2 separate regions of the Mus musculus genome follow, and region 1 is linked to region 2. Evidence: chromatin loops called from intact Hi-C (ENCODE). Cell type or tissue: heart. All regions are shown on one strand. Each heading gives the region's core, and the rest is flanking DNA. Links, peaks and the distances in the headings are about the cores only.

The links. Hi-C counts contacts between places; a loop is a spot of excess contacts. Peaks named below come from ENCODE experiments on the same cell type or tissue, not always from the same donor. Only the 100,000 strongest peaks of a DNase experiment are listed, where the experiment ranks them.
Region 1: it touches region 2 in a loop (2.5-fold over the local background); 3 of 42 quality-filtered maps call a loop at or near these places.

What each region holds. Positions count from the first base shown.
Region 1 is chr7:6,149,400-6,164,332 of GRCm38, reverse strand. It overlaps Zfp787 (zinc finger protein 787), which reads left to right and starts at 8,368. Exons shown (of 3, transcript NM_001013012.2): 1 at 8,368-8,488. It overlaps Gm36371 (a long non-coding RNA gene), which reads right to left and starts at 7,114. Exons shown (of 2, transcript XR_391130.2): 1 at 6,068-7,114; 2 at 749-922. In heart, for the core only: no CTCF peak of the experiment used is centred there; DNase peaks (open chromatin) are centred at 8,272, 8,722, 9,082 and 12,022; H3K4me3 peaks cover 3,009 bases; H3K27ac peaks cover 2,534 bases.
Region 2 is chr7:5,073,431-5,088,363 of GRCm38, reverse strand. It overlaps U2af2 (U2 small nuclear ribonucleoprotein auxiliary factor (U2AF) 2), which reads right to left. Exons shown (of 12, transcript NM_133671.3): 8 at 13,704-13,783; 9 at 13,507-13,629; 10 at 13,137-13,223; 11 at 12,648-12,896; 12 at 8,419-9,182. The coding sequence ends at 9,048. Epn1 (epsin 1) reads right to left here and starts at 8,129. Exons shown (of 12, transcript NM_010147.4): 1 at 7,887-8,129; 2 at 6,243-6,346; 3 at 4,382-4,701. The coding sequence starts at 4,609. In heart, for the core only: no CTCF peak of the experiment used is centred there; DNase peaks (open chromatin) are centred at 4,892 and 8,213; H3K4me3 peaks cover 2,037 bases; H3K27ac peaks cover 1,327 bases.

The sequences.
Region 1 (14,933 bases), core at 4,509-12,508, 1.1 Mb before region 2:
AGGAAATGGGGTAGGGAAAGAGCAACGCGAGTAAGGGGTGGTTCTGTCAGTGTCTGTCAGTTGGTGTCTCAGCCTGAGCTCTTAAAAGTGAGATTTGAGTGTGTGTGTTGATGTACAGACATTTGAGAAAGGACAGTTAAATGAGGGGATGGGGTGTAGCTCAGTTGGTAGAATGTTCACCTAGCATGTCAGAACCCTGGGTTCAGTCTGCAGTGAACTGGGTGTGGTCGTGAAAGTCTGCAGTCCCAGTGTGTATGAGCCAGTGGAGCGCAGAGCTCTGTGAGTTCAAGGCCAGTTAAGGCTAATGTAAAAAACAGACAGACAGACAGACAGACAGACAAGATTATGCTGGTAGAGGTGGCTCAGTGGTTAAGAGCACTTTACAGCTTTGCCAGGGACCAGAATTTGGATCCACATGTTCACAAATGCTGTAACTTCAGCCCCGAGAGATGGAACACAACCTTCTGGCCTCTGTGCACAAATACAGACTCATAGACACAAACAGACATATGCATACACAAATAAAATACAAAACATCTTTTAAAACTGGGGCAGGGTGCAGCTCAGGGGTTAAAAGTGCCTGTTGATCTTGCAGAGCAACCAGCACCCACTTCAGAGGACTCACAAGCACCTGTAACTCCAGATCCAGGGAATCTGACACCTTCTTCTGGTCTCCTAGGACAACTCTCTTTATATGCACATACCCACACAAACACGGATGCCCAAGGAACAACAGTCGAAGTGGACCTCTGGCCTCCATAAATGTACACCTACACCTGCACACACTGTCTGTTTGTGTCTGGTTCTCTCTTTCTCTCTCACACACACGTGATGAAGAGGGTGCTCAGGTGAGGGACAGGAGAGCCTTTCCAGTAGATTAGTTACCTTCATGATGCTGTGATCAAAATATCTGATGTGAACCCTGTAAGGGAGTAAAGATAATGTTTTGGTTCATGGTTTCAGTCCATCATGGCAGAGTGTATGGTGGAGTATGTTCACATCATGGTAGATCGGAAGCAGAGAGAGAGAGAGAGAGAGAGAGAGAGAGAGAGAGAGAGAGAGAGAAGAGGAGAGAAGAGAGAAGAGAGAGCTCGCGAGAGGGGAGCAGGGAAGAGGACACACACAGAGGAAAAACCAGAGTTGGATATCATTCTTTTTTTAAAAGATTTTATCTATCTATCTATATATCTATCTATCTATCTATCTATCTATCTATCTATCTATCTATCTATCTATCTATCTATCTATCTATTATATGTTACTACACTGTAGTTGTCTTCAGGCACCCCAGAAGAGGGCATTAGATGCAATTACAGATGGTTGTGAGCCACCATGTGGTTGCTGGGAATTGAACTCAGAACCTCTAAAAAGCAGTCGATGCTTTTTTTTTTTTTTGGTTTTTTCAAGACAGGGTTTCTCTGTGTAGCCCTGGCTGTCCCGGAACTCACTTTGTAGACCAGGCTGGCCTCGAACTCAGAAATCCACCTGCCTCTGCCTCCAGAGTGCTGGGATTAAAGGCATGTGCCACCACACCTGGCCAGTCGATGCTCTTAGCCACTGAGCCATCTCTCCAGCCCCTGGTGGATGCAATTCTTAAAGGTCTCCACTCTGATTGGCCTATTTCTATAAGGCAGAACGAGGCCTCACGTGAGCTCATGCTTCCCTAGCATGCACGGCTGGGGAAGGAGCATTCAAGGCCTGAGCCTGTGGGGAACATTTCAACATTTCAGATTCCTGGAGCTGGACTTAGACGCTACTGTGACTTGCCCAGTGTGCCTGCTCGGGCAGTTTACACTCTTGACTGCTGAGCCAGAGTGTCTCGAGTCCCAGCCTTGACCTTCTAGTCCTTCTGTCTCTATCTCCCTTCCGAGTGCAGTGCTGTGACTATAGCACTAGGCATGCAGTACCCTGAACCTCCATTATAACATAAACTGGATGAGGTGACATGAGGAGACAGAGACAGGAGGATTAGCAGCTCAAGGTCACCTTCAACCTGGGCTCCTAAAAACCTGTTTCAAATACAAAACAAAAACAAAAAAACTGAGGTCAGAGAGATGGCTCAGCAGTTAAGAGTCCTGGATACTCTTGCAGAGGACCCAGGTTCAGTTCACAGCACTCACGTGGTTGTTCACAGCCACCTTTAACTTCAGTTCCAAGGGCTCTAACACCTTCTTCTGGCCTCTTCAGTCACTTGACATATACATAGTATATATACATACATTCAGACATACTTCGTATAAATACAAATAACAATAAAAGCATTTAAAAACAAAACAAAAACCTTAGCAAGCAAAAAGAAACATTCTGCCAATTTTATTTCTTAGAAAGGAGTTCTAAGCAAACATTAAAGTAATTATCTTGCAGGCCTATGAAACATATGTCCTTGGATTCAATATGTTGCCAAGGATGTCCTTGAATTTCCAATCCTCCCTCCACCTCCAGAGCTCTGGGATCACCTGCACACATGCACTATGCCTGGTGCATGAAGTGCCGGGGGTCTAACCTAGGACTCTGCCACACCAGGCAAGTGTCCTTTCAACTGAGCAACGTGCCATTCTCAAGCCCTTCAAGTGGCTTTTCTCCATGTCAGAGATTCTGGAGTGGCAAGGGCCTCCTGTGCCTCTGGTCTTGCATCATCCTGAAGGACTCAATGGTGGCTCTCCCTGTCTCAGCCCCTCCTCTCCCACCCACCTTCACATCTAGAAGGATCTGAGAGTAGAGACTCGACTGTTTCACTTCTCAACAGACCTGTACCACCTCACCAGCTGCAGACATGAAGGTACAAGGTCAGATTGAAGACACATCAGGAACATTTTATGTTGCACGACAACTATTGTCCAGAACACACACCTTTGAAAAATAACACCTGCTACCACAAGAAGAGAAAGGGAAGTATTTTCCAGAACCATTTAGAATCTACAGATGAATTCTTCCTAGATTCTGAGAATAACCTGTTCCCAGAAGGGGGAAGGTTTACCAACTTTTCCAGTTTGTTTCTTTATATCTCGTTACCTTTGTCTGGACATTTTATCATTGCTGAAGCACGGTTCACCTCAAATGAATGGAAATCTAAGGGCTTGGCATTTCCTTATCGAGGGAAAATAAGCTCTCTAGTTAGCAGGGCGTGAATCCAAGGAAGAAGTGCAGATGAGTCCTCAAGGGTTTTGGTTCTGTATTTGGGCAGCTGTGGGTGATACTCAGGTTGTCAGGACTGGTAGCAAATGCCTGTACCCACTGAGTTATCTTGCCAGTCCCCAATACAATCTTTTATCTATTTACTGACATTTATTTGATTTAGTTATTTATCATTTATTTATTTATTTATTTTGATTTTTTGGAGACAGGGTTTCTCTCTATAGCCCTGGCTGTCCTGGAACTCACTCTGTAGACCAGGCTGGCCTCAAACTCAGAAATCCACCTGCCTCTGCCTCCCAAGTCCTGGGATTAAAGGCGTGTGCCGTCACTGCCTGGGTTAAATTTTTATTTTTTAGGTGAAGGACAGGCATGCCACTAGGTGTGTACATCAGAGGACAATTTGTGGGAATTGGCTCTCTCCTTTTACCAATTGGGTCCTGGAGATTGAACTCAGGTCGTCCAGCTTGGTGGCCAGCACCTGTACTCAGTGAGCCATCTTTTGAGTCACCAACGTGATTTTCAGAGAAGAGAAAGCGAAGGGCATCTCACCCAGTCTTTCTTATTATTCATGTTGAGCCTGAACAACATCTCGTACTGTGTATTTAGTATTTTTTAGTATTCGGAGTGGGAGGATCCCTCAGGGTCAGTGTTAAAATGCAGGTTCTGGGGGTTAAAGAGAAGGCTCAGAAGTGAAGAGTCTTCTTAACTTCTTTTCCAGAGGCCCCACATTCAGTTTCCAGCACCCGGGTTAGGAGGCTCACAACCACCTGCTAGCTCTAGCTCTAGAGGATCTAATGTCCTCTTCATGCATCTGTGGGCATGGGCACAGTATCTACTTAAAATGCCAGTGGCTACTCACACATACACATAAATAAACAATAAAATAAACCTTAAAAAAGTTACAGATCTGACCTTGTCAGTCTAAAAAGAAATCTGGCATCCCACATTTCTCATAGGCTTGTGAATGATGCCAATCCTGCCTGCCTGAGACAATGCCCCCCACAGCCCCCAAGATAAGGGCCCACACTCCCTTACAGGAAGAGAAGGAATGATTAAAAAACCAAAAATAGCCGGGTGGTGGTGGCGCCTGCCTTTAATCCCAGCACTTGGGAGGCAGAGGCAGGTGGATTTCTGAGTTTGAGGCCAGCCTGGTCTACAGAGTGAGTTCCAGGACAGCCAGGACTACACAGAGAAACCCTGTCTCTGAAAAAAAAAAAGAAAGAAAAAACCAAAATATTTTGGCGTCTCCTGGTGAAAACCCAAAAATTATTTGCTAATTTTAGTAATGATAGTTTGCAAAGGATGAATGCATGTGTGTGCATGTGTGTGTGTGTGTGTGTGTGTGTAACCAGGAGACTCTTAAGGCGATTGTACTTCAACAGCTGCAGCCCCTCTGCTACTGGCAGCTGTTCCCATCACTCTGTGGAGAGGGCATCCCCTGGAGGATGAAGGTCTGTGAAGGGCTCTATGGTGTGGGCTGCCCCTCAGAAATCTGTACCTGGGAATTCCTGGGGGCATAGTGACTCTAGAGGCTGACGCAAACTGCCTGAACCAGTTTCTTAACACTGAACCAGGTTTGAGGTGTTTGGTGATAGAAACTCAGGCAGGCGAAAGTATATAAAGGCCAGTATTCATGGGAGTTTGAAGACAAGGCTCAGGGAAGAAGTGTTAAAACAAGTCAACAGGAATGCCAGGGGGCCTTAAGGGCCCCAGAAGCTTTTGTTCCCGGAAGGGCTGGGAAGAAACATCTGCCTGTTTATTCTCTACACAATCTCATTTGTTTCTTCTACAGACAGGCTTATCCCACACACCGAGTGACAAGGCTGTTTCCAGCTACAGAGCTTGTCAACCTCTGCCACCTCAGGACTCAGACTCTCACCACAGTTCCAGAGAATGCCAGGCAAGTCCACTGATTGGTCAGTTTATGTCAGATGACAGCTCTGTGTCCACCAGTTTGCCGTTCTCCTTCAACTTCAACTCTTTTCCCTCATCTGAGATCTTACTCAGTCTCATGGCTTTATATTATTTTAAAGATTTGATTTTTAATTTTGTGTATATCTGTGTGTCTGTATGTGTAGGTTTGTGCATGTGAGTGTAGGTGCCCACAGAGGTCAGAAGGGGCAGTTTGAGCTCCTGGAGCTGGAGTTACAGGTGGGTACTAAGGAACCAAATTTGGGGACTCTGGAAGAGTAGCAAGCACTCTTAGCCTCTGAGCCATCCCTCCAACACCAAGAAGTTTATTTTCTCATCATGTAACAATCTCAGGTTGGGGCTGGAAGCTGGTCTCTACAAACACTCATTTACAAACCCAGCTTTTCTCTGGCTTTACCTGTTTTCTCTGGCCCATGTTATAACCAGCAAGGCCAAAAGAATGCCAGGCAGGCATATCTGTTTCCTAAGCTCATTGGCTCGGAAGTAGCCTATGACATTTCTGCTCTAGCTTATTGGTCAGAACCAAACACGAGACCACATTTAGATGCCTAGAGATGCTTAGATGCCCTTGGGTGTGAAGAAACACCAGGGAATAATTTGGCATAGTTGCATGTAAAAGAAGAGCCAGTCTTAGCAATCACTGAGCTATGTGTGGAAAACTGTTATGGTCAAGATCAATTACCAAACTGGAGAGATGGCTCAGCAGTTAAGAGTGCTTGGTCCTCCTGCAGGGGGCCTGGGTTTGGATCCTGGCAGCTATGCTGGGCACCTTAAAAGCACCTGCAACCCCAGCTGCAAGGGAATCTAATACCTCTCGCCTCTTCCGGTACTGCATCCATGTGCATACTTTGGCATACATGCATGCCCATAAATTATTTTAAAAATGTAAAAAAAAGATTGACGACCAATTTGAGGGGATCTAGATGGATCTAGACAAGCCTCCAACATACTGTGGGAGATATTTAGATTAGGGTAACTGAGATAGAAAGACCCACATTACCTATGGGTGGCACTGCTCCATGGGCTGGGGTTTCTGGAGAGCTGAGTGCCAGCATTCACCCGTCTGTTTCCTGACTGTGGTTGCAATGCCATGATGGACGGGATCTTCAAACTGTGCGTTCAAGTAAATCCTTTCCCCTTAATTGGCTCTGGTCAGGCATTCTGCTGCAGCAAAGAGGAGAAGTAACTTATTACAGAAATAGCCTAGGAATTGGCTGCGTGGGTAATAGTCTTTAACTTTGCTTTAGATTGAAATCGGGAAGAGTCAGCAAGCTCATAAAATTCATATGGATCATAGAACTCAGAGAGTTACAAGATTCAATAGCTATGGCCAGGAAAATGGCTCAGGTAGTAGAGTGTACTTGCTGCCAAGCTTGACAACCGGAGTTAGACTCCCAAGACTCACATGATAGAAGAGGACCAACCAACTCCTGATAGCTGTTCTCTGACCTTACATGCACATGCATGGACACACACACACACACACACACACACACACAGTGCCTGCAAACCCCAGAAATGGAAAAAAAAATAATCCCACACAAATCAGATACAAAAAGTGACTTGAGGATAGCTGGCTGGAGTTAGAGAAGGAGTACACCCTGAGCATCACGGTGGAGTCATAGTGGGAAAGGAGATAAGGAGATAGGAGGGGCAAAACAGAATTGCACATTTACTAGAGTTTAAACAAAAACAAAAACAAAAAAAGATAAAGTTTGGAGAGACAAGAGAAAGCCTGGGGTGCCCAGAGCCTTGGTTCCTTGTAGTTGTCACTGAAAGTGGCACAAAGCTGTTCCCGTTAGGGTTTCGTGGGTACTAGGTGAGTGTGTACCCCTGAGCCTTTGAGGCTCACCATGGAGAAAATATGTATCTTCAGATTACTTGGTTTAGCATTCTAAGAATTCCTCTGTGTGGCCCAGGACTCGGGATGGAACAGTAACTACCGTGGCTGTGTCTGATGCTGCCAGTTTGCCTTTTAGTTTTGTTAGCTTTGAGCCAGGAAGGGATAGTTAATTTTTTTTTTTTTTTTTTTTTTTACTGTCCTCCGTTTACTCTTTACCTTTGGGGCCATTTTAATACCCCTGCTGTGGGTTCGCCTTTAGCCTTTTGATCAGTTACAAGCAGCCTGTGATCTTTATCACCCGTTGAAAGGTCCTGGCTGGTTTATCTTTAATCTAACCACGGAAGTCCAGCGCTTGAACATGAATTACAGGCAGTTTGGACATTTTCCATTACAGGGCTCAGCATAGGCCTCCTCTTGAATTTTCTAACTCTCTACACATCCTTAACAGTCTGCTGAGCAAAGACTTCTGGAGCACCTTGCTAAGGAGATGGCTATGCTTTCCATTTTCTTAGCTTGTCCTCAGGTGTCATGTATCGTTTTGCCTGTGGGCTTTGCTTCTTTAGGCTGCCCAGGATTTTCTCTGGTGCAGGAGGAGTTTGTTTAAAAAGTCCATCCCTTACTTAGTCCAAGTGTCAGCAGCACCTGACGCCTGCTTTTGTAAAGGTAGTTACGTGATGATGATACCATTTGTCTCAGAGAAGCTGACATTGACTTTCAAGTTTCAAATTGTGCCTTGGAAGCAGATATCTGTAGAGGGTCCTTTCATTCCTTTTCTTCATCATCAGCATCCTCCAAACTGTGATGGACCTTTCTTCTAGGAGAGTAATAAGTCATAAACACTTAATTTGGAGCCCTACTCTGAAGGTTCGAGGTCATTCTTGCTATGTCACTTAGTAAGGTAATGTGACCTCTGGTTCTCTGCAAAACAGGCCGATTTCAAGATGAGGTCGTCCCAAAATGCAACCCGCACCGGAGGCTCGAGCGGAAACATTTTGGGGAAAAACTCCAGATCTCGTGAACCGAATTTTTTCTTGAGACCGGCGTTGGCCTGGAAGCGCCCCGGGGCGGAAGGGGTTACGATGATAGAGACGACAGGAGGACTGGAGTAGTGGGAGCGTCGCCGCGGGCAGCTCACCGCGCAGGCGCGAGCGACGAGGCTGGGTTGGGGGCCGCCCCGACACCCGGAAGTGTGCGCCTAACGGGTCGAGCCCAGCCTTCTGTCCGGGGAGGGGGCGGGGCCCGAGCCCCTCGGAGCGAGGCGCCATAGAGCAAAACGGAGGACCTGGGTCCTAGATAATTCCGGAAGTAGCGTCCCGAGGCGCCTTTCCGTACCATAGAGCCGGAGGGGGTAGCGGTCAGGGGTCCTGGAGCTCCTCTGCCTAGAGTGGCGAGGTAGCGGTGGCGGCCTGGGAGGGGGAGGAGAGGGAGAGGCGCGAGCGGAAGCGGCCGGGAAGGTCACTTCCGGCCTGGGCGCCCGTCCCCCTGACCCCAGGGTCTGAGTCGCCGCTGCCGCCGCTGCCACCATCCGCGAGGCAGGCGAGAGGAAGAGTGCGGCGTGACGGCCCCGGGGCCGCGGAGGTGAGGGCGGCCGCGGGCTCAGGGGGGCGTGCGCCGAGTGGCTGGGATGAGAGCGCGTCGGGAAGCTGGGCTTCGGACGGGGGTGGGTGGGGAGGCGGGAGGGCGAGCGCGGCAGAGCGGACTAGTGCGCGTGCGTGTCGTGTTAGGGGTGTGTGTGGGGGGGGTGGGCGTGAGCGGGCGCGCGGCCGGGGAGTTCGCGCGCGCGCGCGGGAGAGATTGGCGCCGCGGCCTGGGACAATGCGCGTGCGCTACTCCGGCGGCAGTGCTGGGCCGGCAGGCACCTGGGTTATCCAACCGGTGGGGTCCGGGCCACCCGGACTGGACTTGCAGCCGGTCATGGCCGGAAGTGCCAGGGACTTGTTGCGGGGGCGAGGCTTGATGTGGGGAGAGACCCCGCCGCCTGGATTGGGCTGACCGGAAACGGCGGCCCATGGTCAGTCTCGGCCCAAGTTCTCCCAAGTCCTCTCCTTCCTCAAATCGAGTCGCCTGGCCCGTTGCTGCCTCGGGGGCCATGCGCTGGCCTTTGATCCAGCGAGTAATTACGGGATGCAGGTGGCGGGAGGCTCATTCATCTATTTCCCCCGCGCGTGCTGACCGGCGGCAGGAAACACGTCCTGGGAGGGGAAGCGCCAGGCCAAGGTCAGCACCGTGTGGGTCGTCCTGGGCCGCCTGGACTGTTGCCTTCCTCCCCTGGGCGGACACAGGGCTGGGTCCAGCGCGGAGCCCCGCCCCTTAGCAGACCTCCCGCCTCCACCTCCAATCTGTACAAGAGTTAGGTCATAGGGTGACCCCCAAGCCCCGGGAATGTGTGCCCCAGCACTTACAAAAGGTCAGTCGGAAAAGTGATCCACAGACGAAGAAGTGAGTGGGGAGTGAACTGACACCTGTCTTAACACCAGGATAGGAAAATGAACATGAACTGGGGTTGGAAAGCAGGAGCTGAGACCTGACCCAGGACGACCTTAGGCGTTATTGCCCAGGTCGTTATTAAAAACGCAGACCTGATGGGTTCCCCCAACCCCTTAATTTCTGATTCAGGCTCCATGTTTGGCGTTGTTGAGAATCTAGCTGAGATCTGGCCTCTGCTCTGGGGAAAGCTTTAAGCCTCTTGGGTCAAGTGCAGGTAACTTTCCCCTCCTGCTTCTCTGGAGTCACTGAGTGCTGTGCTGCCATGGCCCAGAGAACTTTCACATTAGATTCTGACTTGGTTTATCTCATGTGTTCTCCATCTGAGCAGAGAAGGGTATATCCTCAGGCTTGGCCCATGGTGAAATTCAAGAATGATTTGCAGCTACTGGGAATATTGCCCACGAGCTCTGAAGCTCAATTCCTCGCTTCAGCTCCTAAGTTCTGCAGCCATAGATAAGAAATTTCATGCCATTCCTCACGAGGACACAATAGAGGTGTTAAAGTGATACACCCAGAGCAAGGGTTTTCATACTTTTGCTTTCAGGCAAAAGTTCAAAAAGTCTCTGGAGCCAGCTCCTGAGTTCCAATTTTGGCTCGTTTATGGTTCCGTGACCTTGGATGTGTCACTTCCCCCTTTCCCAGGCTGTTTCCACTACTTAATTGTTACACTGTTACAGTTCCCTGACTATGCCCAGTCCATCAAGACTACAAACTCCACTAACCCCAGGGCATTGAATTTCACTGGTGGGGATGTGGGTTGGAGGGCTGTTCTCAAGGTTTCCATGGGCCAGGCCTGCTGGTGGGTGACACTGGCCAACTTGACAAGGCTCTTGTAGTTCTTGTTTTGCAGTAGCTTAGGACAATAGGGAGATATGCCAGAGTGTCCCTGAGCGTTTTAGGCCCTACAGGACGTGGATGCTGAGTCTTGGACAAGGGGACCCTGAGACTTATGGGAGATGGCAGAATGTATAGAGCTCAAGGCCATCAGTAACTCTGTAGTCACTAATGGGCACCCATAGCTCTGTGGGTCCCAGACACACTTCACAGACTTTCCAAACCCACATTGTCATCCTCTGACTGACTAGGGATGCACCAGGTGTTGGGCCTCCATATTTAGGAGAGACTGAACATTTGATGACTTGCTTTGAGAGGTTGGCAGGCACCTGCTACAGAGTTCTCTTGACACCCTGGGACAGAAGTGGTCACCTTAGTTTTGGCAAGATAGGACACCTACTTGCTGGTACTTGTGTGCCCTAGGCCGTAAAGTAGTTTCAGGATACAGTATGTGTAGCTTTGTGATTGTAGTGCCACCCCTTTAGTTCTGTTGGGCATGCTGGATCTGGGGTTACAGCCCTATTCTTAAGTGCTAGCCATTGGGTTGGGCTCCTGGTTCCCTATTCCGTGGGTAAAATGTTAGGAGACTGCATACAGGGCTGCTGGCTGGAAGACTCTTGAGACCTGGCCGCATTATAGAAGACCTATAGTAGGATGATTTGGAATAGGATAAGCAGAGTAGAATAAGCGGAGGTGACTAATACTGGTGGCTGGAATGGGTAGGGAGACTTGAGATCTGTGCCAACTGTAGTGGAGGCCTCACTAGCCAGCAGGACGAGTGCAAGCTGAGCTGTTATGACCTTGAGGTAGATCCTAGCCCCTGTCCAAGTGGGCTGGGTGACCCTGTTGCCACTGTGCTTTTCCTATTCTGTCTCTGCCTTGGCCTCTCCCTTTGGGCTCCCAGAACAGTGGCTTCTCTCCTGTTCCTGGTGTGGAGTGCCTGCCTTACAGGGGATAATGCTGGGGACTAGATGCTCATCAGATAAAATCTCAGCCTCAAAGCTAAGGGCAAGGCTGCTGAGAGCATAAGTTTGGGTTTGTGTGCAGGATCAGTTGGTCAGGGCAGAGTATAGTTCCTACTCTCCTTTGAGGACTCAGTCTTCTGGAAATTCCTTGTGATGCTTGGGGGAGGGAAACCCATAGGAGCTTAAACTCAGCCAACAGAAGCAGATGTTAATTGGGAGCAAATGCCGGTGTCCAGAGAGGAAGTCTGGCCTACCCAAGTTTGACTTCGTGTTTGCTCTGTGGCTGTAAGACTTTGTATTAGCCCCTCAGCTGTCTAGCCCTTGGCTTTCTCGTCTCTGAAACAGGTATAGCAGTGATAGTGTGCAAGAAATGCTTCCTGGAAGTCGGGCATGGTGGCGCATGCCTTTAATCCCAACACTCGGGAGGCAGAGGCAGGAGGATTTCTGAGTTCAGGGCCAGCCTGGTCTACAAAGTGAGTTCCAGGACAGCCAGGGCTATACAGAGAAACCCTGTCTTGAAAAACCAAAAAAAAAAAAAAAAAAGAAAAAAAGAAAGGAAGAAAGAAGAAAGGAAGGAAGGAAGAAATGCTTCCTCAAATTGAATTGAATCGAATGGAATTGAAGGTGCCTGCCTCAGGTTTCGTGTTCAATACTGGACATGTGTCACAATTTACTACTGGCTTGGGGTGAGATGAGACACCTTGGCTAGGTCACATGGTTGGTCACCAGTGGGGTAGGTTCTTACCCTGTCAGCTTGCCTGTAGGGATTGTCCTCTGGCCTCTTTCCCTGGCAGTTCAGGCGCTCAGGATCTAAGCTTATGAGCTTATAGCACCGTGTACCTCACAGCTTGAGGTTTAATCTGTGCTTGGTGAATGTGATCTGTACTGTTGGCTACAGAAGACAGCTGCAGCAGCGGGAAGGGAGGAGTTGGGAAGGCTTCCCAAGGGAGGAACTTTAGATACTGGGCCTTGGCACATGGGCATGTTACCTCAGCAGATCTAGAGAGGTATAAGGCCAGGTAGAAAACAGCCCAGCCCAGAGGGTAGGGCTGAGATAGCCCTGTAATGCAAAATGTAATGTAGTGTTTTTGAGGGTTTTAGGTTCACAGAAAAGTTGAGCAGGAGGCACCATTCCTTTATGCCCCTTCCACTAAACCCAGGTTTTGGGTTGGATACTGTTGGTGTCCCATTCTACCCCCATTCTGGGTTAGCTTGTTGTTATCAATAAATCCTTAGGGACATTGTAATCATCCAGCGTGCACAGTATACTCTTAAAGAGGGTTTTGCTTTTGGGCAGTTTTCAGTTCCTTTCCACTGGCTAAGAATTGAGGTGCTGGGCGGGGGAGGTAAAAAAAAGAATTGAGGTGCTCAGGAGTGAGTCAAGATCTGCAGACATATTTGAGGCTGAGAGCTAGTGCTCAGATCCAGGTTTGACTTGGCTTCTGCTTCCTGGCTGTGTTTGGCCAGGAAGGAGCAGGGTGCTCCTCAGGGGCTGCTCTAGCTGCGTGCCAGGTGTGCCACAGCTTTACAGTGGATTAAGAAGCTAGAAGGCTCTCCTGGGCTAGGTGGGGCCAAGGTTTTTCTCTGTCCTGACCATGTTTACTTCATGTCCTTGCCAAACAGGCCTTGCTAGCCTTGGTTGACAGTGACCATACTCTCCTGAAGGGACTAGAGTCCACAGGAAGTGGGTGTGCTGACCAGTTAGGAATCAGAGGATCTCATCCACCAGAACACTGGAGGAGAGACCAGGAGGACCAGGAATTGGCTCCATGACATGTCTAAATACAGCCTCAGATATGGATGGGTGCAGATGGTATTCTCAAAGTGTGACTACCAAAGCTGGATGAGATGGAGCAGTCCCTACAAGCTCATCCTTGTGGATCAAGTCTAAGAGCCCAGTGATGGCAGACACTGGGATGCATCTGCTGAGTGGTGAGGTCTTGCCTGAGGACTGAGGAGATGAAGGCTCAGCTTTGGTCTGGTTCTGGATGTAGGACTTGGTTAAAGAGGGAGTTGAAAGGCTTGGAGTGGGGGGAAAGGCCACACACAGACAAGGGAAGGCAGAATAGTTGCTCTAAGGAGTATCCTAGTGAAGGACAGCAGGACAGTGGGCTGAGAGGCTGGCTAAGGGCCACCTATGTAACATATTCTGGAATGGTAAGTAACCTTAATATTTGCCCTCAGAGATCCCAGAAGGAAATAGAAAGAGGATAGAGATGGTACAAAGCCGGCATGTGATAGGAGGTGGGTCCTGGGCACAGGAAGAGGAAATACTTGAGTCAGCCCTTGAGAGGGGAGGAGGAGCAGGCAGCTAGAAAATCAGGGGCAGGATTCTTCAGAGGGGAGCAGGGGTAGATAGTGATATTGGGGTGTCTGGAAGATGGGAGTATGTAAAACCAAAGCCACACTGGGGTCTTTTGAGATCGGGTGTGAATTTTGGTTTTGTGGCTAGTGGGGTGTGTGATGGGGCTTGTTTAGGCATGATAGTGTTTCTTGCCTATGGCAGTTTTACTGAATTAGGGGGATCCCTTCCATAATATAAATTCACCTTTTAGAACAATTTGATGGCTTTTACCATGTTCACTGCATTTTGTATTCGTCTCAAGAGATTTTAGAAAATTTCCACCTGCCCTAGCCCTAGGAGCCATTGTATTTTCTCTATGGCAGTGATTCTCAACCATCTAATGCTGGGACCCTTTAGTACAGTTCCTCATATTGTGGTGACATCTCCCCAACCATAAAAATTATTTTCGTGGCTACTTTATAACTAATTTTGCTACTGTTAGTTAGTTATTAGTTAAATATCTGATATGCAGGATATCTGATATGTGACCCCCAACAGGGGTCTCAATGGATAGGTTGCTCTGTGGGTTTGCTTATTTTAGGTGTCTTACATAGAGTTGAGCAGTATATGTTTTTCTGGATTTGGCTTGCTTTGCAAGCAGAAAGCCTTGGAGGTTCAACTTTGTGTGTGTTTTTGTGGCTATGTGCCGTGCTTCACATGTTGGCCATTTGTATTGGCTCTTTTGGGCTTTTGGGTTTATGGCTTCCCTGAACATTGACATCTAGAGTTCCATGTGGCAGGATTTTTTTCCTTCCATTACTGTAGATTTCCATTACTAGTAAATGGGTGCATTGATGGGTGATTGATGTGTAACCTGCAGCGACTTCCAGGTGTTTCCTGAAGCAGGTGCACCACTTGCCCTCTCTGCAGCCAAGCCAGAGGCTTGCTTTCTCACCGTCCTCACTAGCACTCTCATGACACTGAGCTGTAGTATGGAGCTTCTCTGTGGTTCTGCTTGAATTTACCTGTGGTGGCATCTTTTCGTGTGCTCACTGGCCATTTGGATGTCTTTGAAGAAAAGGCTATTCAGATCTTTTGCCCGGGTGGGATTTGTGTATGGTCTGTATTTGTGCTCATTCCTGTAGATGGTTATGAGTGTGAGCATGTATGCAGGTTGACTTCAGTCACTTCTATATTTTAAAGATTTATTTACTCATCTACTTGACATGTATGATATGTACTTGCTTATGTGTGCCATGTGTAGGCAAGTACTTGAGACCAGAAGAGGGCATTGGATCCTCTTTCTGGCACTGGAGTTATAGGCAGTTGTGAGGTGCCATGTGGGTGCTGAGAACCAAACCCAGGTCCTTCTTCCTGGAGCATCTCTCCAGCCTCTTTACCCTGTTTTTTGAGACAGGGGTCTCATTGAGCCTGGAGCTCACTCTTTTGGGTA
Region 2 (14,933 bases), core at 3,437-11,436:
AGAAATATTTTTCTGCATGGTTACATCCCAAAGGGAAAGGCAGAGAGGTAGGTGGTAGGTCCTTATGTTTTGGAATCCAGAATCTTCCAGATTGAAACCAGGAAGACACTGCACAGAGACACACCTGAGAATCCAATCAGAAGGGAGTTCTGCTAACAGCCATGCAACACGGGACAGGAGCACAGTATATAAATTACTTCCCCTTAGTGAACATCGTACTTTGTGCCAGATGGTTATGAGACACTTTCATCCTTGTAGCTCTCTGGACTTTGGAACTGCAGCTAAGGCTATGAAGCAGGAAACTGTTCAAATGCCCAGGCATAGTGCCATGCACACAAAAACTGTTGCAGATGCACTGGGGCCACCCAACAGTAAAGAGTGTCAGAGTATCAGCGACACAACTGCTATGTGCGACACAGAAGCAGAGATCATGGCCCCAAGCCTGGTAAGCAGAGCAAGAGACCCCAAATAGCACACACTACTGGTCCCATACCTAAGAAGTTCTGACAGATGTACAGATGTTCATAGTGCCACAGGGGAAGGGATGTCATGAGGAAGCCTCCTAGGACACTGAACAAGCCTCCTCCACCTCCCTCCGAGAGGAGCCTCCAGCCTGTGCACAATCCCACAAACTCATCAGGTTAAATGCTCAGGCTTCCTTCAGTTGCTCCCATATACCTCAATGAAAAGCCTGGATATATTTTTCTAATGCAGACAACTGAATGATCACAAATAGATAAGCCATGGAGCTTGTAAAATTTTAAACCAGTTCCACCAAGAAAGTACTTGTACATCACAATGAACATTTAAAAGAGGGTTACCATCTTCACATCTGGAGAGAAAATATCTCAGTTTTCACACTGCAGTCTCTGACCAACTACTCCAAAGTGGTAGCTGCAGGGGCCGGGCTGTGTTCCAATAAAACTTTACTTACAAAGCGGGCAGTGCACAGGACTGACCCAGAGCCTGCCCTCGCTGACTTCTGGTTAACATAAAATAAAGACTGGGGTGCAACTGAGACCTGTATCCTCTCAGCACATAAATCAAAGGGGTGGATTACAGGTCTCCACTCCCAGACTGCCAGGCCCCTAAAGCACATTCCCCACGGGTTAATTAGACCCACAAAGTGTCACCAGGCAGCGATGCACAGGCAGGAGCCCCAGCACAGCATGAGAAACCACAGAGTCAAAGCAAGCAGGACCCCGACAAAGCCACATGGGTTAAGTACTTGCAAGCACTCAAAGCCATGCCCAGCATCCCAGGAGCCCTGCCAAGGGCATCACACAATCAGAATTGGGAGAGCAAAACTGCTCTACTGACTGTAGAATAGCTATAAAAAGTACATTTTTGTCAGAACTCAAAAGACTATGCCTAGAAAGGGAGATTTTGTCTTTACACCATATTTTGGTAAATCTATCTTTAAAGAATCCCTTAAAAACTGGCATTAAAAAAAAAATCTTTCCAAGCCTTGGTGGGGCACAAGTCTGAGGCCAACCTGATATACACAGGGAGTTCCAAGATAGCCAAGACTACATTTAAAAAAAAAAAAAATTCATTTGTAATCTACCTGTGGCAGCCTCTTTTAGGAAGTCTTTTCTGTCTTCTGGAGGCTATGTGGTCTGTCACCAGCCCCTCCAAATACAACTGGCCAATCACAACTACTTGCCTGACCCCCAGTAAGGCTGGAAGCAGAAATGAACCTGGAAATCAAGATTTCCGCTCCCTCAGGCCAACTCACCTGGCCTCAGAAGCCCATCCATGTCTTGCACTCCCCTGCCATCTGCAGCCACTAGAACAGCATTCTCCAGAACTCCCCAGCCCTAGCTAAGGTCACCACACTGTTCTAGGCCCCTGGCAGCATAATCTCAGCCACTGAGCAGGAGCGGATTCCAGGGCCACTCCAGATGCAGGGCCTCCCTGTCCATCATCCCCATTCAAGCCCTGCAGCCCTAACCCTCCTCCTCACCCTCCAGGAGGGTTTGCTTAGCACTGGACTGAGGTCGGGACCCCTACAGAAGAGTTAGGGGAAGGACTGAAGGAGCCCATAGGAAGACCAACACTGTCAACTAAGCTGGACCCCTGGGAGCTCCCAGAGACTAAGCTGCCAACTAAAGAGCATACATGGGCTGGACGGAGGCCCCTGCACATATGTAGCAGAGGACTGCCTTGTCTGGCCTCAGTGGAAGATGATGCACCTAACCCCCGTCCCAGGGAAGGGGGTGCTGGAGGACACCCTCTCAGGTGAAGGGGAGGGGAAAACTGTGCAAGGAAGGACTGGGGGTGGGGCAACATTTTGGATGTAAATAATTAATAATAATTTAAAAGAGGAAGGTGGATTTCTGAGTTCGAGGCCAGCCTGGTCTACAGAGTGAGTTCCAGGACAGCCAGGGCTACACAAAGAAACCCTGTCTCGAGAAAAAAAAACAAAAAACAAAAACAAACCAAGGGTTTGCTTGTGACACTGGGCCTTTTCCCAGTTCTCAACAGAGCACATGCCACCTGGCTCCAAGTCCAGTGAGGAACTGAATCAATGATTAAATACAACTCAGGACCAATCTTGGTGTGTTGTGATGGGCATGAAACAGTCCTCAGGTCTCTGCTGCAATGCATAGATGTTACTATGTCTCCTTATCTTGAAGCAAAGGAAACCAGCCTACCTAGACAGGAAGTCTCTCAGATAGTTCAGGACAGTGCAGACTTTAAACTGGGACCATGAGAGTAGATGTCTCACAGTGTCCTGAGATAGAGAGCAGTACCTATTCGCCAGCCCCCAACCCAGACAGATACACTCCCCCTATCTGGGGCAGTCAGAAGAGACCCATCCCACAGAAGGTAGTCCAGCAACCAGCCTGATGCCCAGAATCAACACTGTAGCTTAGCCAGCTGACCTTAGCCCATGCCCTTAGCTCCTTTGCTATACATAACATGAGAACCAAGGTGTGTGTGTGTGTGTGGGGGGGGGGGGGGGGGGGGCACTGGCACAACCCCCACTCCCTAAGAGTATTGGTCAAACCTGAAACCAACTTGTTCAATAATGCCCTGGATGCATTTCCTTCTAAAGAAATGCCGGAAATCTGAGAACCTCGCTGGGTCATGTATGCAACCAGACCACACTTACCAACCTTTCACACTCATGTGCCCTCTGGCCCAGCAACTCCAGGACCAGAAAAATAAAATGCACACCAGGATATTCCAGCATCAGTCTTGCTTAAAAGAACAAAACACTGCCACGGCCTAGAAGTGTAGGCCTGTAACTCCAGCTCCTTGGAGGACTGAGGAAGCCCACAAACTCAAGGCCTACAGCAAGTCAGAGACAAGCCATGACAATTCAGCAAAACTCTATATCAAAACAACAGGTGAAAAATTCAATGTTGAGGATGTAAACAATAAAGCGTTGTTGTGTATGCGAAGGCCCTAGATTTACAGCCCAGTATCACAAGCAACACCATACAACAGTCTCCATGACCCCCAAATTCCTCTGTGTTCCACTTTGTTATCACCCTAGTACATACAACACTTGACAGGCACTAGTCTGTCACCTGCCCCCAAGGCTCTGCCTTTCATAACATCAATAAATATCAGCAAGTCTGACATCCCCATAACCTGAGTGAGAGTCTCATATGCTGTCCCAACATGCCCACAGCCCAGAGCCATCTGTGCATCAGAAGTACACACCTCTAAGCACGGACAAAGACAGCCTTCAGCGGCTGGGAACTGATGCAAAAACAAAAACAACAACAACAAAAAACAAAACAAAACAAAGAAACAAAAAATAAATAAATAAAAATACCTGAAGGATCAGGAGCTACAGAGCACAAAGCTAGCCTGGACTCCTTAAGACCCTATCCAAAAAATAAAAAATAAATAAAAAACTAAGTAAGAGCGAATATATGTCTGGGTGCTGACACAATCCCAGAACTCAGAAGGCTCACTACAAATTCTAGGCCAGCCTGAGCTACACAGAAAGACCAAATGAAAACAAATGAGTTTAGGGGAAAATCTTTCTGTACAGAATTATATAGACCTTCTTGTCATTAATTATTCCCTTAGTGACAGTATGACAGACACTATGTTATACACCATTTGCATTATTCTAGGTGCTGTAAGCAATAAAGAGAAAGACACGAGAAGACGTCCGCTGGTCATTCACAAAGATTTTACAACTTTACAGAAGATACTTGACCATCATCCGACTCCGGTCAAGTGAAGTGAAAACTAGGAACCAATGTCCCAGGGATGTTGAGGGCTCAATCTGTTGCAGAGATTTAACATAAAAAATAAAAGAATAGTCTTCAACCTTCCCCCTCTTGAGAAACTAGGCAAGGCATACCCTGATATGTTCCCGTTCTACTGCCCCAAGGGACCACACCCAGGTGCTGACCTTGTAGACGTGCCTCCAGTTCTTGCCGTGGTCATTGAGCCGCTTCCAGATCATGCTCATGATCTCGGAGAAGGCCACAACATTGTAGGTGAGGTCAGCAATCTCTGACATGAGGGAGCTGGATGGGCCCCAGGGATCATTGCTTGTGGCCTCGCGGACCTTGATCTCAGCCTCTGAGTAGTTGTGGACGATATTCTTCATCTGACGCCGCAGCGATGAGGTCGACATTGTGCCCAGTAGTGGTGTCAAGGGGCTGGGGCATGGAGAAATGACGCGACTCACAAAGGGAGACCGCAATGGACGTTGGTAGATCACCACATCTGGGGGTTTGGGGGGTTGGAAACACAAAAGAGATGTGGAGGCAACCAGCACCCAAGCTGCCTGAGCCTCCCGCTCTACAGGTTTTCCACCACCCTTGAGGGGAAAGCAAGATGCTAAGTGGCTGAGAAGACTCCCTCCCGTTAACTTCTGTCTTAAAGCTAGCTCATCCTTCTTTCAGTTCCTCAAACAAGTCTAGGTTCTTCCTGCCTGGGGCCCCAGATCAGCTAAGGCAGAACATGTAAGTGGTAGGTCAGACACCCTGAGTCCATACTCTAACTTAGCCACATCTTAACAGGAAAAGCCATTAGACCTTGGATTTCTCTGGGACAAAGTGAAGTGTTGCACATGTGATAAGGGTCTACTACACAGGTTGCAGTAGAAGCCAGCCAGCTCTCAGGGGGCACCCCGTCCCGTCCTGCTAACAAACTCTTCCTCCTTCCTCACCAGATTTGCCACACATCCCCAGGGTGCTGCTTACACGAACTCAAATGTCATTGTCACTGTTCCCAGAGGGGTTGCTGTGAGTGGATTCTTGTGATTTTTAAAGCTGTTTGTCTGATTCGGAAACTATGGTTGACCTAAGACCCACAGTGATAGAAAGGATATTTGTTTGGTTTTCTCTACAAAGAAGCTGGCTGGGAAAAACCATTCAATCAACAGTGCAGGAAGGAAATTGAGAAAGAAAGAAAGAAAGAAAGAAAGAAAGAAAGAAAGAAAGAAAGAAAGAAAGAAAGAAAGAAAGAAAGGAAGGAAGGAAGGAAGGAAGGAAGGAAGGAAGGAAGGAAGGAAGGAAGGAAGAAAGAAAGAAAGAAAGAAAGAGAGAAGCAAACAACCCTGGGACAGGAGTCATGGCAAAAGAGGCCAATGATGGGATTTAAAAAAATGGTAGGGAGACAGAGGAGATAGCCTGAGGCAGTGGGAGACTGGGGAGTGGGGGTGCCCAGGGGACTAGGTGTCCAGAGGGTAGGGAGGGAAGCTCAAGGGAGCAGAGAGATAAGAAATGTAGGAGTCCCCACTAATGGATACCAACTGTGCCACGAGGCACATATCATCTAACAATGAATGTAGACAATGGCCTCATGGAAGTTTAATAACTTGGTCAAGGTCATATCATAAATGCAAAAGCAGACTCAACAATCAAACCCATATTACCTGTATAAACTCATTTTTTTGTGGGTTGGGGGGAGGGGGTGACACAACATCTCTCTACATGGCCTTGACTGTCCTGGAACTTGAAGAGCTAAATCCATGTGTCCCTCCCCTCCCAAGTACGGAGTTAAAGGTGTGTGCCATTAAACTCATGCTTTTAAATTAACCTAAATAAACTAACCTGTGCTGTGACCAGCTGTCAGAAAGCATCAAGGGCAGAAATCAAGCAAATGAGGGGAATATTAACAAGCACTTCCACAACCTTTACATCCTTCTAGGCACCCATTAAGTCCTTTGCGCTATCAACTCAATCCTTACAAATCCATGACTCACAGCCACTTTACACAGGAGGGAACAAGGGCACATTAGCACCTTGCCCAGGGACACACACCTCACAACTGGAGCAGCCTGGGTCCAGAGTAGACTCCGATCACCAGTCTGTGCCTCTCCAACAAGCCATGGAGGGAGATTTACTGAGCCCTACCATGATCCAACCTGAAGGAAGACATAGGAGAATAGGAAAGGCTGCTCTTTACCTTGAATTCAGGCCAGAAAATGGAGCACCTGCAAACAGGCATAACTAGGCAAAGAAAAAAAAAAAAAAAAAGCAGCTGGGTCCCAAGTCAGGCCTGGACAGACACCAGAAGACAAACATATGACAAACATAAGGAGACTGGGGGAGGGGAGAGAAAGGGAGGGAGAAAGGGAGAGAAAGAGGGAGGGGGGGAGAGAGAGAAGAGAAGAGAAGAGAAGAGAAGAGAAGAGAAGAGAAGAGAAGAGAAGAGACACACCAAAACTCGGGCAAAAAGAAAGCAATACAGCGAGGCAGGAGGACAGGGAGGACAGAAAGACAGGGACCCTGAAACAAAACACACACATGACACCCAGGGCTGGGGGGGGGTGGGAAGAGATATAACTTAAAAGAACACAAAATTTGCACTCAAATCCCGGCCACATAAGCAACCAGCAAAACAACCCTGTGACTCAGTTCACCTAACTGTGTAACAAAGGGAGGGGTGCTGCCCGGCAAGCTTGCTGATTAAATAAGACGGGTACATAAAGAACTTGGTTCTGTGCCCCACAGATAGTAGGCGCTCGGTACTCCTGGCTGCTATTATTATCAGAAAAAACATTTCCAAAAGGGTGGCATCTAAAGACGCACTATCCTAACACCAACTACCTACTTCAAGCATGTTCAAAAAAAACATACTAAATCTCACAAATGCTGCTGAAAATGGGGCCATTTTCCACAGTTAATTTAGAATTTCTTATTAAACAGTACAAACAATATAGTGAGTCCCCAAGGGGGACTCAAAAACCTGGTATCAAATACTAAGCGAGACAAAATCTCTAGTAACTAGAGCTACTAATAATCACATGCTTAACTCCAGGCCAGACACTGTAAGGCACTTTACCAGGACCACTCCAATGCGCAGAGACCCTGTGGTGCAGGAATTATGAATGCTTCCGTTTAGAAGACTAGGAAAACTGAAGACCAAGGCAAGCAGCGGGGGCTTTGGAATCCACAGCCAGAGCTCTTGTCAGAACACCAGAGACTCAGAAACCTGGGAAGCACATCCTAAGCAAAAGCAGTGGGTTCCTAGAAAGGAATTTTGGGCCTGGGGACGACAGCAATGACCCGGAGAGAAATAATGCACCAAGAGGGAGACCAGTCTGGGGAAATGAAGACACAGAAACCCAGAAAATACAAGCATTGCATGCATCCTGACAGGAACACGGAGCAATCCAAGACACAAACAGCACTCGGATCTCCAAGCCCTTTTGTACAAACACAGAAACACAGAAGCAGAGCAACACAGACAGCAGGGCCACGCGAGACGGGGACACTGACAATCCCAAAAAAAGACACACACCGGCAGGCAAACCCGACCCGGGCACAGCGGTACAAAAGCAGCCACAAGCCATCAGCGGCTGGAACACCGGCTCCGAGGCTGGCTGGACCCGCGCGCGCCACGGCCCAGGCCGGAACACCGGACTTGCCGCGACGGAGGCCAGCATTGCGCCCCTCGCTCACCTCGGCCCGCTTATACCGGGCTTCCAGGGGTCATGACGGTCAGCCCCCTGCCCCCGCTCGGCCTCGGTGTCGCGGGGCGCGCGCCGAGCTGCGGGAAGCAGAAGTGCGCACGTGCGCACGCACAGACGCACGGAGGGCCGCACAGCGACGGCCCCGCCGCCCCGGCGCCCGGGAGGGGCGCAGAGAGCCGGGCGGGGGAGGGGAGCCGCCGAGCGGACGGGAAGCAACCGAAGGTGGCAGCGGACCGGAAGCGGAAATGAACTCACGTGCCCCGCCCTCTGCACTTCGCCCGGCAGCCTCCACTTCCGCGACCAAACCCACCCCGGCACCATTTCCGGCGCACGGGACTGCGCGTCCTTATGCCCTTGCGTCACTTCCGCATCTACGCAGCAGTGGAGACGCGTAAAGGTCCAAGCCTTGAAGCCTCCACTGTGGCTACCCTCGCGGGACCCTCAGGCCTGCCTCCTTCCCTGGGTGCCACCCTCCACACCCTCGGCCGAAAGAGACGGGCGGACACACTGGACACAGATGAGGATCCATAAAGTAAAATACAACAAAATGTTTAATGAGCAAATTCGTATTAGCAAATATGAAACTGCCACAGAGAGGGGGAGCGGGACAGAGACCACGGGTTGAGTCAGGAAGACTAAGGAGAAGAACCAACTACTTAAGAAACCAGGGTGGAGAACAGGAAGGACCAGAAGCCAAAGGACGGGAGCTGTGGTCCTGCAAAGGGAGAGGGCAGGGCACTGAGGGCCAGACAACAAAATTCAAAATAGTTTGGCCATAAAATATAAACACGCTATGTTCCTACCATGGGGGAAGAGAGGAGGAAAGGGGTGTAAGGGATAAGAGGCTGTTTGGGAAGGGGCTGTGGAGGTCCTACCCGCCCTGCTGTGCACACAGTCCCCATCCCAGCCCGTTCCCTCTGTGTCTGTGTGGGTGCATGTGTCTGTGTGGGCCTGTGTGCACTTGCCCAGTCCCCTTCCTGCCCTAGCCCCCCACCCCCCACCCCCCTTAATTGCTGCCATTCCAGTTGCTGCCGGCTGTCATTCGGCTGTCACTCCTCTGCCCATCTTCTTCAAGAGGGGGGAAAGGAGGAGGGGACAGGTGGGGGGAAAGTCCCCAGCCAGCCCTGCCCCCACCCTCCCCCAGCCACCTCTACCAGAAGTCCCGACGGTGGTAAGAATCAGGGTCACAGTATTTTGTGACCACCACTCTGTTGGCGAACTTGCGACCGGTTAGACCCTGCATGGCTTTCTGGCAGTCAAACACAGAGGTGAACTCCACGAAGATCTGTAGGAACAAGAGGCATATCTGTGAACAAGGTTGGCTCCTAGCATCTACTCAGCATTCATTTAAAGTACAGAATCAGCACAGGAAATGAGAGAACACCTCACCACACTGCACAGAGGACTTCAGTTCAGTATGAGGGTGTTTACCCAAACGTTCTCCAGTACCCAAGAACAAGGCACAGAAGCGAGACATCACAGAAATGAAGAAAACCAGGCAGGCCTGAGTCACTTAAGTACACGGGGCAGTGGCCAGAGGCAAGACCCCAGAGGAGAGAAGGGGTCACTTCTGCATCATGCACCCTACAGTGTTCCCCAAGCCACAACTGTCATGTTCTCCCCACAGACAAGGTAAGGAAAGCTCAGAAATTAGGACTCAAGCCCAACCTGAATTAAAACAGGTTCATCTATCCATGTTGACAAGCCTGCTTGAACCACTCAATCACCTTAAAGGAAATGATTACAATGAAGGTCCCCTAACATGGGAACTGCATGACTACCGCACTACTTTAACAAACCAGTTGACTTCAGAAGAGAGTGGAGAGAATATGAGATAAAAGTGATAGAAACTTTATGGGGCCAGCAAAATGGCCCTACAATTCCGGCATCCTGCATTCAACCCGACTCCTTCCCAAAACACTGTCCTATGCTTGCACAAAAACAAAAACAAGTGAGTTAAAAGGGGCTGGAGAGAGAGGGCTCAACAGTTAAGAGCACTGACTGCTCTTCCAGCGGTTCTGAGTTCAATTCACAGCAACCACACAGTGGCTCACAACCATCTCTAATGGGATCCGATGACGTTTTCAGGTGGGTCTGGCAGCGACAGTGTACTCACATACATTAAATAAATCTTTTTAAAAAATCTGTTAAAAAGAAACTGCAACCAAAATCAGGATTTGGACCTTACTGAAACAAGACATTTTAGAGATAGTAACATTTAAACAGAACTTAGGTAGACTAGACACCAAGGAATTAAATGAAGACTGTTTTACTATAATAGCATTCTTTAAAAAAACCAAGGTTATGGGTTTAGCCCGCTGGTTCTGGGGACAGAGATAATAAGCACTGTCTGTTAACACAGAAGTGTAGCTAGCACCTACTCTTTAAGCTTTAAGTACTCTTTAAGCTTTAAGTACTCACTGCATAATCCAGGTGTGAGGATACACATCTGCAATCCCAGCAGGGAGGCTGAGGCAAGATCACTAGCCCAAGATCAGTAGGGACTATGCAGTAAAACCCCATCTCAAAGCAGAAACAACCCCCCCCCCCAATATTGATAACTTAAAGCTGGATAATATACACTAAGCATCAGCATCAATCTCATATACTTTTAGAAGTTTAAGAATAGAACAAAGGTTAATATGGTAGCTAAGTGACACTAGTTCAAAGCTAGCCAAGCTGAGGCACCATAGTAAAACCCCATCTCAAATGAAAATCAATACACTCTCTCCCCCCGACAAAGAGTTAGCCGCTCAAGAGGCCAGTCTGTGCATTCAGAGATCCTGTATTTATTTACTCAATCCCCATTTAAGGCAGGCTTCCATTAAGGTGCCAGCCTGAATCAGAAAGAGTGGCATATCAAATACAGGCAAAGAAGCAGTCAAGAGGCTTTTTTAGTCAGATAGTCTTCTTCCTTTTGACTACTGCACCAGACCTCTGCTGCATTCCCAAGATTCATTTGAAACCTGCCCAGCCTCCCCATGTCTGAGTTTCTATCAATCCTCACCCACTTGGGAGTTCCCATCTACCCAGCTAACTGCTTCCTAGCTGACTCTATTAGGATATCTAAGTAACCTCAGAGGCAGTAGGCCTAAAAATGGCTCCACCTCACCTGTCACTCCCATCTCCACAAACTCATCCATTTCTCATTGCCCATTATAGTCACCACATCACTATGGACACAGAGATATTCTGAATGTCACTGGGCAATTTCGCCACTTCAAGTTTTATGGGGCATACAACCTGTATGTTTTCACTAGATAATATCACCTTGACTAAACAGTTTTATCTCCCAGCACAAGACATACTTTAAAGCAGGCCACCATCTTTCTCTTATACTAATACAGGCAACCCCATGGATCACCTGACTCATGACTCGGCACTCTCCATACATTATCAAAGAGCTAGCATTACATCAGCTTCCTTCTATCTGTGAAGCTCCACTCCTCTACAAGAAAACCCTAGGCTTCTTCCTCAAGTTCATAAGGACCTCCATAATCCTCTTGCAAAATTGGCCTCTTCTCTCAAATCCTGCTCATGGTCCTTTCAGCCATAACAAGAGTTCCTAAAAACCAATGGCTGAACATCCTGGCCTCATCTCATTCATACTCCTGCAATGTAGCAATTAGCTCTACAGGGGCAAAAGCAAGTCCCTACATTGAATATACCCTAACCCCAACCACACACACAGCAATCCTACCTAAAGTCTCTGCTTCTGTCCATCTGCCTAGGACAGGCACCTATCTAAAACCAGAACTTGGGTCTATGGAAGTGGCTCAGGGATAAAGCACTTGCTTAGTTAGCTACAATAAGGCCATGAATTCTATCTTTAGTACCAGAAAGAAAAATAAAGGCATGTAGCAACTCTGATACCCACCCTTTCCTGCTACTGCCCAACACAGCACCCTAGCAAAGTGTCCCCCGCTGTTTGTGGGTAAGAGCTCTATTCACAGCCAAATCTTCTAATGGCAGAATAAGAACACCAGCAACCCCTCAGCAGCACCTTCCAAGGTGGACATGCAAAGCTTATCTAAACCTACCATAGTGTAGAGGTGGTAACTCAGGAGCCTCTGAAATCTAGACTACAAACATGTGATGCCTAGCTGTGTGTGGTTGTCACCTTTGTACCACACTCTAAAAAGAGGTTCAGAAGCCAGTGAAAGAAGAACACAGATGCAGCTTCAAGGCACGTAGATAGTAAGAAAACTATATGTAGTAACATCTTACCAACAAAAAAGGCAAAGCTAAGCTGGGTGTGGTGGTGCACTCCTTTAATCCCAGCACTTGGGAGGCAGAGGCAGGCGGATTTCTGAGTTCAAGACCGGCCTGGACTACACAATGAGTTCCAGGACAGCCAGGGCTACACAGAGAAACCCTATCTCGAAAAACCAAAAAAAAAAAAAAAAAAAAAAAGGCAAAAAGCTACTTGCTAAAGGATCCCACATAAGAAAGAGAAAAACTAAGTTTTGAACTTATATATATATATATATATATATATACACACATATATATATATATACACATATACACACACACACACACACACACACCATATAGATAGATAGACAGACAGAGACACACACATAGCATCAATATATAGAAATCAATTTCTCCACTATAGGCCCCAAGACCCCAGGAGACCTTGATCCTCTCAGGGTCCTCTGCGTCACCCTTGTTCAGAACTAGTCAGGTACTGAGAGAGACAGGGTGCTAAGGGATTTGTTCACAAAAGATAAAAGGGCACCCTGACCTTTCCACAGCCAGGCACCTCGACGCCGTCCACGGGGCGGGGAATTTCAATGGATTTGACCAACCCATACTTGCTGCACTCGTCTCGTACGTCCTCTACAATCTCCTCATACTCCTCATCGTCCAGCAGCTCCTCAGGCAGCACCATGTTCATGAGGCACAGGACCTCAGTTGGGTGACCGCCCATCTGCACCTGAGAGCTCATCAGGCCGGGCACTTGAAGGGTCACAGGTGTCTGATTGATGGTGCTCTGTGGGGTCAGGGAGAACAGATCTGTCACAAAATGGCTCAGACTAGCCTCCCTCCATTCAAGCCTGTGCCTCTTACACCCAACTAGTGGGACCATTCCTCTACTTAAGCACTTATGAACCCAGTGCCCAAATCCCCTCCCATGAAAACTGGGGCAGAACTCAAGAAAACCTACCCATCCAACCCTTCCCACCCCCAGGGTCCCTCTAGCCAATGGAAGATGACGTGCCGGGAGGCTCACCAGCGTGGCATTCTTGGCTCCCACACTCGCCCTCTGGACAAGCAGCTTCTTGTCCCCTAGCTGCATCCCATTCAGCCCCGCAATGGCCTATGGTCAGAGGACAAAGGGTGGAAAGGGTGCAGGAAAAGCAACAGGTCAGGAACCAAAGGACCAGGCATTGGTGGGGAAAGAATGAAAGGCAAAGGGCTTTTAAGATTGGAAAGAGGCAAAACCAAGGGAAAAGGAATGAGTCCCCACAAGGCTTTGCTTAAGACTAAACACCCTGCCCCACCCCACCCCACCCCACCCCACAGCCTGAGGAGAGGATACCTAAGGTTAGAAATAAGAGTAGGGTTAAGGGCAGATGGAATGAGCAGCTACTCAGACTCACCTGATCTGTGACGTTGATGTCCACGTACTCACAGAAGGCATAGCCCTTGGAGAGCCCTGTGGCACTATCCTTAACCAAGTTGAAGGCCTTGAGAGGCCCAAAGGATGTCAGCAGCTCTTTTACCTACAAAGGGCCAAAAATTCATCAGGGTTTGGTCAGGCTGACAAAGGTAGCTAGCAAAAGAGCAGAGGATTTACCTGGTCATCATTTAGGTAATTGGGCAAACCCCCGATGAACAGCTTGTGGGCAGAATCTGGGACTACAGTGGATACAACTCCTAAAGACAAAAATGTATAAAGACTTCAATTCCAATACAAAGTAATTTCCCAACATCCAGGAAGAAAGCTGTGACTGGTGACACACACTTGTCTTTTCAGCACTTGGGGAGGCTAAGGCAGAAGAATCAGTCTCTCAAAAAAAAAAAAAAAAAAATCTACCATGGATTCACAGGTCCTATCTACTTAAGATACCATGTAAAGGTGGGAGGAGGCCACACTAAATCCCCTTATTCTGACAAGTATACAAGCATAGGCCAGCCAACAACTGAACATGAAACATTCCCGAAGAACTGACAACCACCCACCAACATCTCATCCCATTCGGTTGTTCAGTCCTTTGCCCTGTATCCATAAGCCCCTGCAGGGGTGACCTGCATTCTGAGGTAATGTGACAAGGAGCTGAGAGGCTGCTCAGAGTCTCAGAACATGCCTCAGTGTTGACTGCCACTGTAGTGATGACTAATGGTCAACTCTTCGAAGCTGTGTTCAGGATCCATTAAAGCTCTAATATAACTACATGGTGCTATCACCTGAGGGAGTCTGCACCACTTCTCTACTCAACTCACATAGAAGTGACGGCCAGATGTTTCTTAGCACACCCCACAAGCTTCACCAATATTAGCATTTAATTCTTAGAGTCAGTATCAGGCCCCTGCATCAGTCTGGCTACTCTGTATGGCTACCCTTTTCAGCCCTGCATCAGTCTGGCTACTCTGTATGGCTACCCTTTTCAGCTCTCCCCCATGCTAAATGCAGTGGTCCATCCTAATGTACAAAAGCATCAAGATAATGACTCGACACACCCAGAACCTGAGTCACTGTGCCCCACCCATCTTCTAGGCTGGCTCTGCCCCACTATAACTCTTTAGCCCCAAAGAACTGCAAGCATCAATTCAGCTATTTCTAACTATTAGAAGTGCACCCCAGTAGTCAAGTTATCTAGACTGTGCAACAGACCTAAGTTACAGTGCAACTATGACAAGCAGAAGCATTAACAGCCAGGCCATATCCAGTACTGCCATAAGCCAGAGGACAACCACTTTAAAAATCTATCTGGGGCTGAAGAGCTGGCTCAGCAGTTAACAGTGCTTGCTGCTCTTCCAGGGGGCCCAGGTTCAGTTCCCCAGCACCCACAGGAGGACTCATAAC